Regions from separate parts of the Homo sapiens genome. Here region 2 is linked to region 1. The links are chromatin loops, found by intact Hi-C in ENCODE. Cell type or tissue: CD4-positive, alpha-beta T cell. All regions are shown on one strand. Each heading gives the region's core, and the rest is flanking DNA. Links, peaks and the distances in the headings are about the cores only.

Evidence for each region. Peaks named below come from ENCODE experiments on the same cell type or tissue, not always from the same donor. Only the 100,000 strongest peaks of a DNase experiment are listed, where the experiment ranks them.
Region 2: a loop joins it to region 1, with 4 times the contacts of the local background. A loop is called at or near these places in 4 of 110 quality-filtered maps.

What each region holds. Positions count from the first base shown.
Region 1 is chr2:236,337,443-236,347,595 of GRCh38, reverse strand. DRC11 (dynein regulatory complex subunit 11) reads left to right here. Exons shown (of 19, transcript NM_024726.5): 16 at 2,953-3,039; 17 at 9,214-9,391. It overlaps LOC105373945 (a long non-coding RNA gene), which reads right to left and starts at 9,778. Exons shown (of 5, transcript XR_007088138.1): 1 at 9,713-9,778. RefSeq lists enhancers at 4,232-5,146, 5,147-6,061. In CD4-positive, alpha-beta T cell, for the core only: CTCF peaks have their summits at 3,631 and 3,840 (motif pointing left); a DNase peak (open chromatin) is centred at 3,845.
Region 2 is chr2:237,566,825-237,576,977 of GRCh38, reverse strand. PRLH (prolactin releasing hormone) reads right to left here. Exons shown (of 2, transcript NM_015893.1): 2 at 9,803-9,966. The coding sequence ends at 9,803. RAB17 (RAB17, member RAS oncogene family) reads left to right here. Exons shown (of 6, transcript NM_022449.4): 5 at 1,498-1,591; 6 at 1,850-2,652. The coding sequence ends at 1,959. Among named protein-coding and RNA genes, the nearest start is that of PRLH, 5.3 kb to the right of the region's middle. RefSeq lists enhancers at 1-354, 1,753-2,452, 3,571-4,106 and a silencer at 4,700-4,885. In CD4-positive, alpha-beta T cell, for the core only: CTCF peaks have their summits at 4,580 and 4,792 (motif pointing right); a DNase peak (open chromatin) is centred at 4,827.

The DNA of each region.
Region 1 (10,153 bases), core at 2,883-5,382:
CCAATCTCATCCAGGTCATTGCAAATGCTGTTAATTCATTTCTTTTTATGGCTGAGTAGTATTCCATCATATATATATATATATATAGCACAGTTTTTTTATCCACTCGTTGATGGGCATTTGGGTTGGTGCCACAATTTTGCAATTGTGCATTGTGCTGCATGTGCAAAGTATAAACATGCATGTGCAAGAATCATTTTTGTATCTTTTCCTCTGGGTAGGTACAGTAGTGGGATTGCTGGATCAAATGGTAGTTCTACTTTTAGTACTTTAAGGAATCTCCACACCGTTTTCCATAGCAGCTCTATGAGTTTACATTCCCACCAGCAGTGTAAAAATGTTCCCTGATCATGCCAAAAAATAAAATCCTAGTGGCAAGGCCAAAATAAAGTGCTCACAAATGCAGATCACCCCCACATTCAGCAGAACGAAGGGTGAGAGGTCTCGTGCTCTAGGTTGCAGTCAGCCAAGATCGTGCCACTGCACTCCAGCCTGGGTTTTCTATGTTAGCATGCTTCTGGGGTCTTGCGTCCCTTCTCTCCTGATTCTTCCCTTGGGGTGGGCTGTCCGCATGCACAGTGGCCTGCCAGCACTTGGGAGGGAGCATGCATGCACAGTGTGTTCACTGGAGTTGTGCGCATGCTCACTTGAGATGCTCCTCCCTTACCAGTCGAATGTCCCTAGAAGGTCATAGGCCAGTTAAATTCCACCGTTTTGCCTCTTAATGCACATGGTTGAACCCACTCGCCCAACCCCTGAGATCTTATTGGGAAGCTGCTGATCACCCACTTCCGGTGTTTCTGTTTATTGGGAGACTGCCTTTCGCTAGTGCTGGCTGTGACCAATGATTATTATAGAAATACAGAAAACAACCACCTGCCCATCATGGGATGGTCACCTGACATTCTTGGTGTGTGTATGTATTGGAAGGAGCCTTCTCCTGCCCTGCTCATGCCCGACTAGCTCCCCACTGTAACATAACCACCTACTCGTCTCAGTTCTCAGCTCCGAAGCAGAGGTCCTAGGGCTGGCCCCTCACGCTCGTGGTGAGAGTAGATGAGGGAACCCGCATAGGCTGCCTCAGCTGCCAGCACAGATTGTAGCCCCCAGCCTGGCCTCCAGTCCTGCTTCTGCCACACTGGACCTGTATGACCAGGGCCATCAATTAATGTCTGCAAGCCTCAGTTTCCTTGTCTGCAAACAGGGATGATAACAATGGTTCATTGTTATCTGCTTCATAGGGTTCAGATGAGATGAGCAGTTTATTCCACATGTGCTAAGGCCTCCAGGAGGAGGCAGCGCCAGGTGTGTGCTGGCTCTGACCATGTGTGATGCTGGGCACAACATAGGTGGCTGATGCCTGGCACATGTCTGCCAACTCATTCACTGCAGTTATCACACCACACTGGCTCAGGGATCACGATTAAAATTTGGGATTCTGAGTTCCTAAATTCTGTGACTCTGGGTCTGCAAAATACCTATCAAATGGTGCTTGGCTGGCACTCTTTTCTCTCTGAATGTCCGTGTGTGTTGGGGCCTGGGAATGCAGCCGGCCCAGGCGTTGGGCCAGCGCAAGGATCCAGTTCAATCAGTGCCCACTTCTGCCTTTGAAGGCGCATAATCTGCTTTATAGCCCTGACTTGCCACTTCGTACATAATGACAGGGAGGCAGACACAGTAGAGTGTCCCTAGCGATTTTTCCATCACTCACTGAATGACTGTCTTGGTTTAAAATCATGCCTGCTGCCTTAATGATGTTTTAAGAAATATAAAAATAGGAGTACATAACGCTGTATTCACCATGGCTTTTATCTGTCACAATTTCGCACAAAGCACAAATTGTTGCAAAAATACCTGAACTTCGCTATCACAGGGGTGCTTTGAAGAGATTGTTAGGTGTACAGCAATTATTCATGGGCCCAGGGTAAGTCCCATCCCAGCTCTGTCGCGAGGCCCTGCTTGTCCAGAGGGGCTCGGAGCCACCTTTCAGGGGGAGCCTAGGCCACAAAGGCACAGCCAAACAGAGATGAACAAATAGCCTCGTGGGGGCCCGAGTGCTGAAACGGTTTTTCTCATGGTAAGCAAACTTGAATAAACCCGGGAACGGCCAGAGGCGGTAATTAAAACTCGTGGCCCAGTTCTCCATTCATTTTCAGCAGAAAACTGTGGGTTTCTTTCAAGCCAAACTGAGAGGATGTTGAGGTCCTAGAGCAGAATGTTTGTCCTCAAGCTTGTCCTGCCTGTCAGAACAGGACTGACAGAGGAGCGGTTGGGGGGGGTGGGGACTTGTCCTGCTGTGAAGGAAGGGACGTGGTGGGGCAGGTTGTAGCTGCAGAACACATTTCTGTGCCTGTGCAGCAGAGCTGATGAGCCGCACGGGGAGAGCAGGTGCACACCTGAGAGGGAAGCGCGTTTACAGCCAGGGCTCTGCACACCCCAGAGGGAAGCGCATTTACAACCAGGGCTCTGCACACCCCAGAGGGAAGCACGTTTACAACCAGGGCTCTGCACACCCCAGAGGGAAGCACGTTCACAGCCAGGGCTCTGCACACCCCAGAGGGAAGCACATTTACAACCAGGGCTCTGCACACCCCAGAGGGAAGCGCATTTACAACCAGGGCTCTGCACACCCCAGAGGGAAGCACATTTACAACCAGGGCTCTGCACACCCCAGAGAGAAGCACGTTTACAACCAGGGCTCTGCACACCCCAGAGGGAAGCACGTTTATAACCAGGGCTCTGCACACCTGAGAGGGAAGCGCATTTACAACCAGGGCTCTGCACACCCCAGAGGGAAGCACGTTCACAGCCAGGGCTCTGCACACCCCAGAGGGAAGCACAGTTACAACCAGGGCTCTGCACACCCCAGAAGGAAGCGCATTTACAACCAGGGCTCTGCACACCTGAGAGGGAAGTGCATTTACAACCAGGGCCCTGCCTTTTCCTCTGCAGGTGGCTCGACAGCTCCAGCCCTCCGTGGTGTGGATTGAAGACACAGAAAAAACCTTCTACAAAAAAGTTCCCAACGCAGAAAAGATGGTGAGGACTTTCTCATGCCTTACTTTTGCCTTTTCTTTCCTCCAAAGGAGGCCCTTACCAAGGCCTACCTCTACTTTTTGAGAAGGTCTTGCCTTTTCAAGCGAGGAAGGAAACACTGGGGCTCTCTGTAGTGGTCTCTGTCTGCCCTAACTGTATTTGAAAGGGTTCTGTGGTCTGACTTTATGAGACATAGTTTAGAAGGAAAGAAAGTGTGGAAGAAAGGGGAGAGGGATTTTCCACCCAAACATACGATTCAGAGGTAAGAAACAATTTAGAGAACTCTGCTCAGTTAAAGCAAATGGCACACATAGGAGTTATTATTAGGATTTCCTATTGTTCATCATAATAAATAGCAAAAGGCCCACAATTGATGAACAAAGACCCTCAGCAGAACTGCTAAGTGCACCACATTCGGGCCTCCAGGGAGTCCTTTTTCAATTGCTTCCTTCCTTCTTTTCTCTCCTTTCAATGGTCCCCCTCCTCCACCACTTCCCCCCACAAATCACCAGCAAATTTCCCACAAGTTAAAAAAAATGTGCAGATACACGAGATTGTTATTCCACATCAATTTGCACCAAAGCAAATAGTGGTTAACTGTGAATTTCTGATTAAATTCATAAGGATTTTAATCACTTTTGATCCTTATGTATTATACATCACTTTTCGCAGGTAGAGATGATTTGGATAAAGAGTGGAAGCTCAATCTTTTCTTCCCCAAATGAGCCTTGATTGCCCTGTCATTTCAGAAAGTCTTCAGAGAACTCATTTATTATTTAATCTGGGACTCTTGTAGTTCACTCCCTCTGCTGGCGAAGTTGCTGCATTGCAGAAAAACTTGAAAAGGTCCACAAGTAGGTATGCAAAATGGATGGCAGGAATGACCGGGTTCTCCACCAGGTCCCACGTCTAAGAGAAATGCAGGGCAGTGTTTCGTCTCACGTGTCACACACCTGGAGTTATCAGAAACCTGGCTCATTCATGGGCAGGGGCTACTCCCTCTCCCACCAGACATAAGCCTGGGGAGTGGAAGACACTGGCCTGGAACTCAGGCCAGCAGTGAACAGCATTCACACAGCTGGCTGTGTGTCCTTAAACAAGTAACTTAACCTCTCTGAGCCTCCGCTTCCTTTACTATTAAATGAAAGCATTTCAGCCCGCACGGCCTCTGAGTTCATGCAGCCCCCTGCATTCTCCCACAGTGCCCTGGGCTTGCCATCAGTGCTTGCGGCTGCCTGCTCACTGCACATCTGAGTCTGGGAGAGCAAGGGGAACGGGAATGTTCCTCCTGAGAGAGCCAGAGGAGCACTGGGGAAGGAGCGCTGAGAGGGGGCCTCTGAGAGAAAGCTGGAGGCAGGGAATGAAATATACCCTGTAGACACCCTCGCATAAAGGGAGTGGATGTGAGGGGAAGGAGGCGCGCTGAGGAGGGAGCTGAAAGCCGTGAAGAAGCAGCCGAGCCTGCGGAACCCTGCCTTGAATCAGCCCTTGTGCTCCTGACACAGAGCGAACCTCTCAGCACCATCCCCGATTCCCGCAAACCCTGCCCATGCCTAGCTTTGTCCCTGTAGGAAATGAAGGCCACTGGAGGCATGGTCTTTGCTGTGGATGAACTGGACGTTTTCTCTGTTCACTTCCCATTAGAGGAGTCCGTCGTGTGTTGGGGAGGTCAACTGCACTGAGGACCAGGAGTCACACCCTGGGATAAGTCCTAGGGGACTGCAAGCCAAAGGGCACCCTGGCTTCCTGAGCATCTGCAAGGCCGGCGAGGGGACCTGAGCCACCCCAGACTCAGAGCTGCAAGAGGCATGAATGCCATCCTCCACCTCCCACCCCCAGTATTTCCACCCCCAGCTCCAATGCTGCAGCAGGAGAGGAGCGGGGGAGGAAACCATTGCGTGTGCATGCCCAGCTCTACACGGAACTCCAGCTCCACTCGGCCTGCACCGTGCAGTGATGGCATTGCGGGGCCTGCCCCTCAGGGAGCAGGGCTGCAGAGTTCCTGCTGCCTTCCTGCGTCTCCAGAGCCATGACTGGGCCAGTCCTGCTGTCCTTCCCAGCCTCTGAGACTCTGTGTCTCACCCAAGATCCTCTGCCACCAGGGCCCCAGGTGGCCATGAGCATTGGACGTCCACATTCTGAAGGTGACCAAAAGCCAAGGGCAGCAGAGGCATCCACAGGTGAGAGGAGCCCAGGAGGCATCGTAACCTGCTCCTCATTGCATCACTCAGCCACCTAGGGAGCCTAGTCCTTCCTCCCACCTGCCCCGGCCTCTGTCCCAAAGGCTGCCCTGATCCCAAGGGCACAGAGGCACAGAGAAGAACATCCAGGAGGCTGGCACTCCACCAGCTACGGGTGCCATACAGGCAGCAGGGCCGACCTTGCCCTGGGGTTGAGGGACTCCGGGAAATCCCCTTGAAAATCCAGTGACTGAATGCACCCTCCGGCCCCTCTGCCTTTGGGTGAGGCCCCTCCCGCAATAAGAGGCAGGAAGCTCACCCGGGGATTGGGGCATGGCGAAGATCAGTGACGCCACCCGAGCATGGAAGCCAAACTTCCCGGGCGCAGGGACACTGTTGCGGACAGGAAAAGGAGGACCCCGGTGGCGGTGGGGGACATCAGTTGAATACCTCCTCTTTCCCAAGCACAATACATATGTCAGGGAAACTCCCGGCAACCCTGAGAGGAAGGCATTGTTTTCCCTGTGACACAAAAGAGAACAAAGGCTCCCAGAAGGCGCACAGCTGCTCTCGGGTCATGCTGGGATTCAGAAACAAGGTTGCCAGAATGGGGCCTTCTCCCCACCACACACAGCACAGGCTGGAAGACATGGGGGGGAAACCACCAGCTTCGCCTTCTGCCCATTGGGTCAGCCCTCCTGGTGCACCTAAACCACACCGCATCCCTGCGGCCCTCTGAGCCCTGGGGCCACTCCAAACATCATCCCAAAACCTGCCTTTGGGGCCCTCTTGTCTTAGAACCAAATGGGCCCTACTCCGGAATTCTCTGTCCTCCTGCACACACTCCTGTTCCCCTCACACTGTCCTCAGCAATCTTTGAAAGAACCCCTCACACCTCTAGAATTTCAGCAAAGTCCAAACTCCAAGTACCTCCACTCCAACCCCTGCCACTTTTACAAACACACCCCTGCCCCCTGCAGACGCCTGGACCAGGCCCGCTCCTTTCTCCTCCTCCTAGGAGAGTAGCGTCTCCTCCCACCTGCGCCTCGAGTGCGCTCAGTCAGTTGTTTGTATCTGAGGTGAAGGCGGTAAAGAATGAGGCGCACGGGCTGCTCCTGCATTTTCTGCCCCATTACCCTTTGTTACTTCATCTAGCAAGCGCCTCCCTGACATCACGATAGTGCCTCTGCCAAGGAATCGCTGCTTTCTTGGGGCTGGCTGTGGCGGTTGTATTGTGGAGCTAACTGCAGAATAGCAAATTGAAATTGCTGCGTGGATGCTAGCCACTAATTTGAAATTGCCCAAAGTAATACAGTTGTGAGGGGCTGGCAGGCCCCGCGGTAGGGGCGGCGGTTTTGGAGGTGGCCAGGTGATCATGGGGTGGTTTGCTGGCATGATGGATGAGTGCACAGGTCTCGTGCATAACAGACGGCTCTGCACTGGAATGGGGGTGGTCTGAGTGTAGGGGAACTACCAGTTGAATGACACACCAATTTCTGTCCCCTGTTCATGGGACTGCACCTCACCATCAGCAAGGATGTCACTCTGGACATTGCCCAGAATCAACGTTTGTCATCCAGATAGGCTGATTCATTTCAAATGTCCCTGCCATTTCAGGACAGAAAGGTAACAGTGTCATCTCCTGCCTCAGAAAGGGCAGGGATCACACTGCCATCACCATGGCAACTGGGTTGCTGAGGGTGGGCTCAGACCATGCAGGTGTGTCTCTACCCCCATGGATTCTCAGTCTCCAGCCTCACCAGGACTGTCAGATCAGTCCTACTTCCACTGTTCTTTGGGCAGCTCACATGTGCACCCCAAATGCCCAGTCACTCCCACCACCTGCTTTGTTCTTTAAGGCAAGTCTCTTCTCACCACCCTACTCACCCCTCAACCCACCACCATCGGCTTGCTACCCCCACCACTCTATAGAAATTGTTCTCACAAAGTTCTTAGGGCCAGGCACGGTGGCTCACACTTGTAATCCCAGCACTTTGGGAGGCCGAAGCGGGCAGATCACTTAAGGTCAGAAGTTCGAGACTAGCATGGCCAACATGGCAAACCTTGTCTGTATTAAAAATACAAAAATTAGCCGGGCATGGTGGTGCACACCTGTAATCCCAGCTACTCAGGAGGCACAAGAATCACTTGAACCCAGGAGGTGGTGATTGCAATGAGCAGAGATTGTGCAACTGCACTGCAGCCTGGATGACACAGTGAGACTCTGTCTCAAAAATAAAAGAAATTGTTCTCACAAAGTTCTTTGACACAAGAAGTGCAAGACTTTTCTGAAAACTACAAAAACGCTGAAAAATTTAAAGGAAGCCTAAATAAATGGAAAGACATTTGTATTCATTGGTTGAAAGACTTAATCTTGTTAAGATGGTAATAATTCCCAAATTGGCCTACATATTCAATGCAATTCCCATGAAATCTCAGCCAGCTTATTTGCAGAAATTGGTAACTGATCCTAAAATTCATCCAGAAATTCAGGAGATCCAGCCAAAACATTCTTCAAAAGAAAAATAAAGTTGGGGGACTCACATGTCCCAATTTCATTTTCCAACTTACCACAAAGCTACAACAATCAAGACAGTGTGGACTTGCCTAAGAAGAGACATAGATCAATGGATCAGAATCAGGAATCCAGTAATAAAGCCTTACATTACAGTTCGTTTTGACAAAGGTGCAAAGACAATTCAATTCAGAAAGAATAATCTTTTCAACAAGTAATGCTGGGACTGTTGAATTGCTGCCTGCAAAAGAAAGAGTTGGACCCTTACCTCACGCCATATACAAAAATCAACTGATAATGTATCAAAGACCTAAAAATAAGGGCTAAAACTAGAACACTCTTACAAGAAAATATAGGCATAAATTTTGTGACCTTAGATTAGGCAGTTGTTCCTTAGATATGACACCAAAAGTACAGGCCACAAAAAGAAAATTGCAACTCATCAAAATTAAAAACTTTTTTGCTGCAAAGGACATCCTCAAGAAAGTGAAAAGACAACCCACAGAACAGAAGAAAATGTTTGCAAACCATGTAATATTGAGGGACTTCTATCTATTAATAGAACCTACAAAGAACCCTTACAACTCAATAATAAAAAGACAAATAACCCAACTTTTAAAGTGGGCCAACAATCTAAATACACATTTTTCCAAATAAGATACACAAATGACCAATAAGCACATGAAAAGACGCAGGAACATCATTAGCCGTCAGCCAAATGGGAGCAAAAATGGCCTCGACTGTGCTTGGGAAGTCTCTGCAGAGGCTCTCACCATTGCCCCTGGTGTGCTTCTCCTTCCCCGGCTTCCTCTTTGCTGTCTGCACTGGGGGCGAGGTTCGTTTGCAGCCAGGCTGTTGCCCATGGCAACATGGTCAGATCTGACTCCCACGGGCTGGAAGTCGTCCTCCCTGGGGTGCTGAACAGCCAGCCTGTTCTCGCTCATTCCTCTCCCTCATTAGTGCTGAGATTATACTAAAATAATTCAGGTTCAAACTATTTCCCAACTGCTTCAGAGAGATAAGTTTCACAGCCTTATGTAACCAGGTATTTTTCAGACATGAGATGCAGGAGCTGGGCTCTTCATTGTTCCAGCAATCAGCAAAGGAAGTCTTGTGTCCAGCTTCCAAACAACTTAGGAAAATGGGAGCACCACAGCTCATTACAGGTCCGAGTGAGCTTCCTTCCGTTTGTAAATCAGCCACCACTTCCCATTCCTAGGGCCAAGGTGCTTCCTTCCTTCCCACCCTCTAAATCTGGACACCAGAGGTTGAGGAAAGGAAACACTGACAATTAAAATCCACTGGGTCATACTGGGAAGCACATTCCGAGACCCATCCCAGGACAAACCTTAAGAAATTGTGTTTGTCAGAGCTTTGCAATCACTTTAACAAAGGATGCTGCAATGCATCCTAAGTAAATTTTCTTTCATTTTTTCATTCTTTTTTTCTATATGTGGACCAATTTTTTTTTCTCTCTCCCAGAATGAACCTAAACGCCTGAAAAAACACCTTCCCCAAATCCTGAAACTCCTGAAACCAGATGACCGGATTCTGATTGTGGGGACCACACGGCGTCCCTTCGATGCTGAACTCCAATCTTTCTGCAAAGTTTACCAGAAAATTATTTTGGTGCCCAGACCAGACTATGCTTCCAGATACGGCAAGTACCCCCAGCCCCTTCCCATGCATGATAGCTGAGGCTGGGCTGTCCACTGTGTGCTTGCCAGGAGGGCGGCCCTTGGACCCGGTGGGCGCCAGATGAGTTGAGGGGAGCCTGCACCCGGTGGGGTGTGTGCACCTGCACCCAACACAGAGCATGTGCTGCAGATATAAACCACTAGGTCACGTTCTGTTCTTAGCATATATCTCTCTACCCAAGACAAAAGGAAACTGGACAAGGATTATGATTTCTGGCCCTGACAGTGACAAAAGCCTTGTGGGTGCTGATTTTTCTTGGGACGGGTAGATTAAGATCACTCACCTTGCACCCATGGTGATGGTGTCTTCCTCATAGAGTGTAGTTTCTTTTCACCGGGTTGGGTTTTTTTTTTTTTCTTCCAGTCTCAAAGTCCACTTGTGTAATGATTTACTTAAAATGAACATTAAAATACAACGAGAGCTTACTTTTTCAATTCCTTCTCCTTAAATAGATTCAAAATCCACTTCTTTTGAAACATGTTTTTTAATGGGAATGACACAAAAAAAGAGCCCCTGGGAGGCAAAGCAGTGGAGCGAGGAGGAGCCTGGGCTGGGGCTCTCAGGACGCCTGGCTCAGAATCCTGGCTCTGCCCCTGCATAGCTGGGTGACCCTGACAAGTCGGTCACCTTCTGAGCCTTCATCTTCTCATCTGTGAAGTAGGAGAACGGTTCACGCCACAGGGCTGCTGTGACACTCACGAGGTGTTAGCAGAGCACCTGGCCC
Region 2 (10,153 bases), core at 3,746-6,245, 1.2 Mb before region 1:
GTCTTTCCTGAAAAACTCAGGCCCAGTGCAATGGCAGTTCAAGCCCAGTGGCCGGCAGAGGGAAGGGCAGGGCGGCAGCTGCAGGGTGGGCTCGGCTTGAACGAGAAAAGTGATCTAGTTCCTCAGCAGGGCTCCCTTCCCTACTCTGTTCCCAGAAGGGGCTTCTGTGCAAATGTAGCCTCCTTCACTCGAGTTTTGTCAGTCCTCCTTACAGGCAGAGGCAGCGGTCACCCAGGTGTCGCTGTTGTTTCTCTTCCACGGCATCCCACCTCCCCCACCACATTTAGGACGAAGACCGTGTAAACAGCTGCAGACAAGTGGCTGATGGGGAGACCCCACACACACTAGAGGCTGGCGCAGGGGAAGACCCAACTCAGGGCTTAGACCGACGGGCGCGCCTCCCAAAGAGAAAAGGCCCCAGCTTCAATGGAGGCTGTGGAGAGATGGAGAAGTGGGGTGAAGATTTTGGAGAATCTCGGGGGAGAGCAAGGGGAGCAAAGGGAGACAGCGTCAGTCTGAGCCCTCGTTGCAAGTTGGGGTGGGGGAGAGAGGATCCTGGCAGCAGAGCTGTGCCCTCTGAGAGTGACTACATGGGCTGTGTGCTTGGGCAGGCACAAAAACATGGGCACGAGGTTACTCAAGGCTTGGAGGGGCAGTGGGCGGCCAGGGTGGGTTTGGAGCGTCTGTCTGGGGAGCTGGCTGGGGAGCTCAGTGGGGACAAATGCAGGGCCGGCCGAGGGATCTCCGGGCCAGGACAGGAGGAGTGCACTCACGATGGTGGATGGTGCGAGAGCTGGGGGCATGGCCGGCCACACCTGCTGCCAGCTCCATGTCTGGCTGGACAGTCAGGAGCCTGAGCTGTGCCCTCTGGGATCCACCACAGGCTCCTCTTCCTGGGAGAGTCCCGGAGGCCAGGGGAGGGGCCTGCACAGGAAGGCCCCCATTCCTCGGCCACCCTCGACTCCTGGGCAAGGCTGTGGCCTTCCCATGAATGCTTTCTCCTGGTCACCCGTTGCAAGCCTGCTGTTTTCTGGTTTGCCTTTGCTCTGGGACATCCATTTCTCCCCAGAGGAGAGCTGTGTTGGAAAATGAGGGTTCCCCAGAAGAAGGGCCCAGGTGGGTGCCGTCCAGGGGCCTCCCTCTGCCTCATGTTTCCTGGGTTCTCAGTTGGTTCTTTGCCCAGCATCAAAGCCCACAGGTGCCAACAGGCATGATGGGAGGGGAACCTGGGGGTGGGGACTTGGCTTTCCAGGCCCTGCAGGAGGAGGAAGGCCGCACCCCGCCAGCTAGAGGAAGAGCCTCTTCCAGGGAGCACACCCCGCCCCTCCCTGGTCCTGGCTGCTCAGGAGTGCCAAGAAACACAACTTGGACACGAAACGTGGAGGAGTGCGGGCTCCACGGCTGCAGCTTTCTCGGATCTTACTGTTGGAAGTGAACCAGGTGTCCTTAGGAAACTCTCTTATAAACAGCGCTGGATTTTGTGGCTGTTTCCTTCAGGAAGGGAAGGAGTTTGCCGACAGCCAGAAGTTGCTGTTCATGGAAACTTCGGCCAAACTGAACCACCAGGTGTCGGAGGTGTTCAATACAGTGGGTGAGTCACGTCCCCGTGGGCCAGACAAGGGGGAGGTGCTTGTCCCTGACCAACTTCCCTGGGTCCCTGTTGCTGGTGACGTGGTATCCCATAGAATGTCTTTAGGGACTGGATGGTGACCAGGAGGGGCAGGAGGCCCTTGTTCTATGGTTCAGGGTAAACACAGGAGGGGCGGGTCCTGGGGTGGCTGGTCTGCAGGGCTGTGCTGGGCTGGGCGACTTCCCTCCCTAGCCAGCCCCCTCCTCTTGCTGTTCACAGCCCAAGAGCTACTGCAGAGAAGCGACGAGGAGGGCCAGGCTCTACGGGGGGATGCAGCTGTGGCTCTGAACAAGGGGCCCGCGAGGCAGGCCAAATGCTGCGCCCACTAGGTGCAGCCACTCCTGGGGGCTGTGGGGAAGACACCCCCTGCCTGGGCCATGGCCAGCTCTAGGTGGATTCTGATTCACTGTCAATGCTGGGTTGCTCCCGAGCCCTAGATGTTCCTGGAAGTTGGCCCCCTTTATGAAAACCACTTCCCACAGCCAGTGGGAACTGCCAGAGGAAGATCTGGCGTCACATGGCTCCCAGGAAAGTGCTGTGCCCTATCCCCACTGATACCATCTGATTCCCCGATGCCTGTGCCTGTTCCACCTGGACGGTGGCCCCCTCAGCCTGGCAGCCTCTGGACAGAGAGGAAGGAAGGATTGGAAAAGTCCCCGCAGCACAGCGACGGTGGGAAGATGCCTTACGTCTGATCTTGATGGGGGCACTGGCCTGGAGCCTGGGCCCACCTGCTTCTGGGGGGTTGGGGAGCAGGCCAGATGGAGGTGGTGGTGCCAGGAAGAAATGGAGCGATGACTGACTGTGGGGTGGGCCCAGGATTTCCACATCTTGGTGAAGTTGCCCCTGGGAAGGGCAGCTGGGGGCAGTGGCGCCAGTTCCCTTCCATGGTCTCCCGGCTGGCAATGTGGTGAAGCTGAGTTTCTGTCCAATGAGCAGGAAGATTCTGAGACATTTCGCCTGAGATATAAGTTGTACTGCGTATGCAGTTTTTCCTCCAAAAATTAAATTGCTTTTGACAATCTGGCTTTTAGAAGTTTTTGAGGACAAGGCAGGGCACTGCGCCTGGTGGATGGTTGTAGGTATTTCTGTATAGATTCTGGGAGGGCTCCTGTTAAGTAAATAAGGAAGCAGGCCCATGCGGCAGGCTGTGACTATCGTGGGCCTGGCCCAGCTCTCTGGATGGGATGCATTCCCAGATGGCCACACTTCTTCATCCTGCCTGCCTCCCTTTACAGAGAAACCCATGTCTGAGTCTGTTTTTGTGTTGCTATAAAGGGATACCTGAGGCTGGGTGATTTATGAAGAAAGAGGTTTATTGGGCTCATGGTTCTGCAGGCTGCACAGGATGCACAGGGCCGGTATCTGTTTCTGGTGAGGCCCCAGGCTGCTTCCACTCATGGCAGAAGGCAGTGAGAGCTGGCGTGCAGAGGTCACACGGGGAGAGGAAGTAGGAGAGGGTAGCAGGGAGGTCCCACTCTTTTTAACAACCAGCTCTGGGGGAACTCTTACAGGAGCTTTGGAGTAAGAGCTCCATCATTACTGCTAGGATGGCACCAAGCCATTTATGAGGGACCCACCCCCATGACCCAACACCTTCCATTAGGCCCCACCTCTCACACTGGGGGTCAGAGTTCTTCTTCTTTTTTTTTTTTTTTTTTGGAGATGGAGTGTCGCTCTGTCATCCAGGCTGGAGTGCACTGGCACGATCCCAGCTCACTGCAATTTCTGCCTCCCAGGTTCGAGCGATTCTCTTGCCTCAGCCTCCTGAGTAGCTGGGACTACAGGCACGTGCCACCACACCCATCTAATTTTTGTATTTTTTAGTAGAGACGGGGTTTCATCATGTTGGCCAGGCTGGTCTCCAACTCCTGGCCTCGGGTGATCCACCCGCCTCCACCTCCCAAAGTGCAGGGATGACGGGCATGAGCCACTGCGTCTGGCCCTGGGGGTCAGATTTCAACATGAGGTTTGGAAGGGACAAATATCCAAACTGCAGCAACCCAGACCCTGTTTTGGGAGGTAAACCCCACATGATGTTTTCCTGTTGGGTCTCTATCTGGACACCTGATGTGGCAAGGTTATTTCAAAGGTGGCCACTTTTTGGAAGGTGATATTGGTTTTCATCCTTGTCCCTATGATAAGCAGGTGTAAGTTTTAAACAATAAGACATTGTTATCCACCTGGAAAAAGTGGCATCACTGTATTGGCTGCTGTAAGGATCAAGGAAGGAGAAAGCAAAATACCTCCCGTTTGACGCTGAGCTTCTCATCACACAGAAGGGGAAAGAGCTCTGTGCCTGAGGCTTCCCCGGCTCCTCCGGGCTTCCTTCTGCTCTCACTCACTTTGTGTAGAGATGCCAGGCCTTGACCTTCAGTGGGGCCCAGACCATGGGGAGCCCTGGCAGGGGATGGGGGAGGGGACACAGAGGCCAGCCATTGCCTAGGGCCTGTCTGGTGAGGCTGGCTGTGTCCTGGCCAGAAGCCACTGCCCCTGTCCAAGAGGCCTCTTCCTCCTGCAGGTTCTGGTGGCTGCTCCCTCTGCTCATCCATTGGGCCTAGGGTGGGCACAGCCCCTCCTTGCCAGCCTGGGTTTCTCAGTGTTCCAACCACAGCTTCATAATAGCTCCTCCCTCATGATCCCTGGCTTCGTTTTCCTAACTGGAGGAGCCACCTGGGTCCACTGGGCCCCTGGCAGATCCAGCTTTCAATCTTGGGGACAAGGAAACATCTTGGATCTTCCTTGGAGTCTGGCTTTCCTGGTGCTAGTGTGACCTGAAATGAACTCCTCACGTGATCTTTACTAGACAAATGCAGAGCAGATTTCACACACCTCTGTCATGATCTCCAAGAAAAGCTAAAGGATAAATAAAGAAAACAATAGCTTCCTAGAGGGCCTGTTCCCTTGATTTTCGCGAGGACTGTCCTCGTTTCTTAGACAATTTCACAGGTGAAATCTGACACTGTATTATTGCTATCCACACTGCAGTTTCCGGCTGCGAGTAAAGTTGGACCATTTTTCACGCGATGATTCCCTTGCCGATGAAGAACATGAAGTGTGAGTCCCTAGTGTGCTAGGCTGTGTCCTCGCGCCCTGTGCCCCCGCAGCGGGCCCTCAGCCGGGGTGGGGACCCAGCTTGCGGGCGGCAGGAGGCTGAGGTTGCCCGTGGCCACCAGATGGCGCTCCAGCATTGTGGAAGGCAAGCCCCACGGTCCTGGCGTCCGGAGTGCTTGCTCTGCTGAAGGGCGAACCAGGAGGCTCTCAGAGGAGCTGCAGAGGAGCGGCTTGATGACATAGAAGGGGAAGAATACAAGGGAAGTTTGTAGGATGCCTGTAGGTCTGACTGCCTGCTTCCCCCTCTGTTTTGACGACCTCCTGTGACTATGCCAGCATTTATTATTAAAATGTGTCCTTTGACTCCTTCAGGAATCATTTCATGGCCTCCCCAAGAGTGGACAGATCTGTGGTGGTCCTGGAACCCTGGGTCTCCCAGGACTGTGACTGCCCCTTTCCCCTCCTCCCTCACCACTAGGCAGGTGGGGCTCAACCCTGTGCTGGAGTCACCTGCGGAGCTTCGGAAAGCCCCACACCGGGGCAGGGTGCGGTGGCTCATGCCTGTAATCCTGGCACTTCGGGAGGCCGAAGCGGGAGGACCACTTGAGGCCAGGAGTTTGTGACCAGCCTGGGCAACAAAGGGAGACCCTGTTTCTACAAAAAGCAAAACAAAAAATTAGCTGGGTATGATGGTGCACACTTGTAGTCCTGGCTACCCTGGAGGCTGAGGTGGGAGGATTGCTTAGGCCTCGGGGGTCGAGGCTGCAGTGAGCCATGATCAAGCCACTGCATTCCAGCCTGGGCACCAGAATGAGACCCCATCTCAAAAAAAAAAAAAAAAAAAATGGAGCGCCTCAGCTGCATATCACCCAGAGGTTCTGATTCCATCAGACTGCCCAGGGATTTCTAAATCCTTCCAGGTGAGCATAGGTGAGGCTGAGAACCTCAGTGAGGGCAGGGCCTCTGTCTGTCCTGATTTCTGTGGGATTCCCAGGGTCCTCTACACTGTCTGGCACACACCAGGCACTCAACACATGTGTATCCAACAAAGGGAGGAAAGCATGTTTTTTTTCCCCAGAGACCTAAAGAACAGGCAGGCTTTCCTGAAAACAGCCCCCGCCGCCCCTGACACCTGCGTGTGGAAGACTCACCTGTGTCAGTGCTCCACCACCTTATCTTCCTGTCCCGAAACGGGGCTGGGGTGGGGCAGCAGGCAGGAAGGCCCTATTTCTGCAAGCACACAGGGAGAGGCCCCAGCAGGGCTGCAGACATTTGTGTCGCAGATGATTCAGGATAAATGGGTCCAGGACCCCACTGGCCCCAGATCCTGGGAGAAGCTGGTCCATGTACCCACTGTCCAGGCTGCTGCTGGGGAAGCAGCTCCAGCCCTGCTTAGCCTGAGTTCGGACCTGGGTCTTCTCGTGAGCTGTTGTTTGCCTGTGGGGGGTGGTGGTGGATGCCGGAGGCATGGCAATGTTGATGAGTGGCCCTGGGAGCCCCTGCCATCCCAGCCTGTGATGCTAACCTTTTCTTCTCTCTCTCTTTCTCTTTTTTTTTTTTTTTGTTTTGAGACAGAGTTTTGCTCTTGTCACCCAGGCTGTAGTGCAGTGATGGGATCTCAGCTCACTGCAGACTCTGCCTCCTAAGTTCAAGTGATTCTCTTGCTTCAGTCCCAAGTAGCTGGCACTACAGGCGCCCGCCACCACACCTGGCTAATTTTTGCATTTTTAGTAGAGATGGGGCTTCACCAGGCTGGTCTCGAACTCCTGACCTCAAGTGATCCGCCCATCTCGGCATCCCAAAGTACTGGGATTACAGGTGTGAGCCACCGTGCCCGCCCTGTCTTGTTTCCTCTTGAGTATGTTCCCATCCCATTCTTCTGATGGGTCTGCGTTTCCCAGAGTGGCTGACTCACAGAACTATTCTTTTTAATTTTTTTAAAATTTATTCCCTGTTTAGGACTCCCACTGGCCAAATTTAGGCCAATTCGAGTGTCAAAAATTATAAAGTTCTGAAAAAAAAGAAAAAAAGAAATATCTTCTCTGGAAGAATCCAACTAATGACTGTGGAAGGAATTAGAGAATCACCATGGTGTGGGGGTGACTGGTGGTGCAGCAGCTGAGCCTGGCATGGGTAGTCAGGGGACACTGACATCTCAGGCCGCAAGCTGGCTGGGAAACAGGATTTGGCCATGGGGCCCTGGCCCCAGCACAGATTTCACATTGATCACACAGGGAAAAAACCTCTTACAATGAAGAGATCTGTCTCTACCACAGGGTCAAATAGCACTGTCAGAGAGGGAGCCCAGGATCCCATGGTCAGATATGATGCAGTGGGAAGGACACAGTTTTTGGGTCCACAGTGCGCGACCTGAATCCAGGCAAGATCCTGGATGCCCCTCTCTGATGACAGGAAGTACAGGGAACGGAAGAACAGGGACATCACCTTGGGGGAACAACTTACAAATCACACAGGTGGAGCATTTTCCAAGACGACTCATCTGGGTGCTTGAAAAATTCAACACCAGGACAACATAAAAAATTAACTGGTCGGAAATCAAAGAGAAACAACGGACTGTGAATGCAGATTGGAGCCCGGTGGGGGAAAAAGGAGACTGTCTTGCTGCATGTGGGGATTTCTGAGTACAGACTAAAAACTAGATGATATTGTGAAATTACTACAACGGTTTGTTCAGGTATGATGATTTTATGGCTATGTAGGAGACTGGCCTTATTCGTGGGAGAAGGATGCTGAAAATATGCTTCTAGTACATTCACTCTGTTCTTCAGCCACTGCCGTGGTCCAGTTCTAAGACGTTTCACCACCTCCAAAAGGGAACCCCCATATCCATTAAGCAGTCATCCCCCCACCCCTCTTCCCTATCCCCTGACAGCCATGAATCTGCTTCCATAGAATATGCAATGTCATACAACGTTTTTATATAAACAGAATCATACAACATTTGAATTCTTGTGCCTGGCTTCTTTCACTTAGCATGATGCTTCCAAGGTTCATCCGTGTTGTGGCATGTATCAGTGGTCCATTCCTTTTCCTGGCTGAGTAATATTCCATTGCATGGATAGACCACGCTGTGTTTTTCTATTCTTCTGTTGATGGGTGTTATGAAATGTTTGTGTCCCCGCCACTGCAAATTTATATGTTGAAATCCTCCCCCCATTATGGTGGTATTAGGAGATCGGGTCTTTGGGAGGAGATTAGGTCATGAAGGTGGAACCCTCATGGATGAAATTAGTGCCCTCATAAGAAGAGGCTAGAGAGCTTGCTTCCTGTTTCTGCTCTCTGCCATGTGAGGATACAACGAGAAGACGGTGTCTGTCAACCAGGAAGATGGTGTCGGATCAAGGTGTCGGATCAGCCAGCACCTTGATCTTGGACTTCCTGCCCCCAGAACTGTGAGGAGTGAGTGTTTACTGGCTGAGCCTCTGTGCCTATGCTATCTTATTAGAGCAGCCCGAACTGACTAAGGCAATGGGCATTCAGGTCATGTCCACCCTTTGGCTACTTGGAAGGGTGCTGCTGTAAACGCTGCTGTGATGTGCTGAGCACCTGCCCTCAGTTCTCCAGGGTCTACACCTGGGGCGAATTGTTGGGTCGTTTGATAACTCCGTGTTTAACTTTTTGAGGGCTGTGGCCTCTTTAAGGCCTGACCCAGCCCCTGCTGCCTTCGGAACAGACCTTGCCCCCCTTCCTGTTCCTGCAGGCTCACTCTACCCTGGCGAGGTGGCTCAGGGCTGGAGGGGCTCCCCTGTAGCTGGGGAGGTGCAGTCACCCCAACTCAGCCCCGTGTAGGTGGTCTGGGCCTTGCCACTGGCCCCTCTGAGCATGGATGGCCAAGAGGGCTGTGGTCAGGATGGGCTCCTGAGATCAGCATCTGCAGGCAGGGTCCAGCAAGAGTCCAGGCCAAGCTTTGGGTTGGAGGGAGCTGGTGAAGCCTGTTACATGGCTGGGTGGAGGATGGGCCTTGGGGAAGGGGCTTGCACTCACAGAGCACCCACCCTGTGCCGGCAGGCGTGCAGGTGCCACGCCCACGGAGCTGAGGAATGAGGTAAGCGTTGCTGTTCTGTGGCATGCAGTTGTGGAAACTGAGGCTCAGTGATTCACGGGATGAACTCAGTCTCCCAGGTGGTGCAAGTGTGCCCCCAATGCCAACCTAAGCTACACCTGAGGCAGGATGTGGAGACATCCCCGTGTGATTTGAAAGGGACGCACGTGGCGTGGGAGCAATCTAGGTTCAAGTCTCCCTGCCATGGGTCAGAAACAATCCATGATGCATCTTCCCTGAGTAAGAGGGAGGCAAGACAGACTGCAATGAGAGGACTAGCAGTTGTAGGGGTTGCGGGGTGCAGGGATGAGTAGGGGGAGCCCAGAGGACTTCTAGGACAGTTAAACGACTCTGCGTGATGCCACATCGTGTTGTTGTACATTTGTGCAAACCCACAGGACGCACAGCGTGGAGAGTGGGCTCTGACATACGCTGGTTGGGGATGGGGATGTGTCAGTGTGGGTTCCTCGACTGGGACAAAAGCACCCTCGGTGGGGGTGTTGATCATGGGGGAGGCTGTGCGGATGTGGGGGAAGGGGGTGGATGGGAACTTTCTGTACCTTCTACTCAATTTTGCTGTGAACCTAAAGCTGCTCTGAAAAATAGTCTAAATAAAAAGGACTGAAGTTGAGGGGCTGCCCAGGGCTCAGGCTGGGGGCTGTGCTACCGTCCTATGGGGACAGTGTCCTGCAGAGTATGACGCGTGGCACCTCCTGGCCTTCTGCAGTGGACAGCCTGGGCAGCCACTCAGGGCAGCTTGGGTGTGGGGGTGGCTGTGGGCTGCCGGTGACCAAGGGTAGACCCAGCGCCCCAACTCAGTGCCAAGTGCCCTCTGCCAAGTCACAAAGCCTTTTCTTCCAAAGAAGTTGCTGGGCTCTGAGGTTCTTTCTAGTCTAATGTCCCAGGAGGGAACAACTTCAGAGTCACCACCACACAGTCGTGAATGTGTAACTGAAGACCAGAGCTTTTATTAGGATTGAAGGGAAAGGAGCCCGAAGGAGAGGAGAGGGTGGGGTGGGGGAGGCTCCAGAGTGAGTTTCTTGACAAGCTGGCTGTCAGCCATCCTGGGACGACATAGCACCGCCTTCCAGGGGGAAGCAGGTCAGCCGGGGTCGCAGGCCAGGCTTGGGGACGTCCCCCAGGGTTGCCCTCCTCCGACCGAAGCGGCCCACAGGCCTGATCCCGCGACTGGCGTACCAGGCAGGATTGATGTCAGGGGCTGGAAAGGAAAGAGCTGGAGCAGACCATGGGCACGTGTCCCCAGGGTGTGCTGTGCTCCCAGAGGCAGCGGGGCAGAGTGCACAGGCAGGGCCTCTCAGCCCAGTCGCCAGGCCATGCTGGGAGCCACCCGAGGAACAGGCACCCAGAGGTTCTGGCGAGGCCATTTCTGGGCGTGGGCTGGCTTT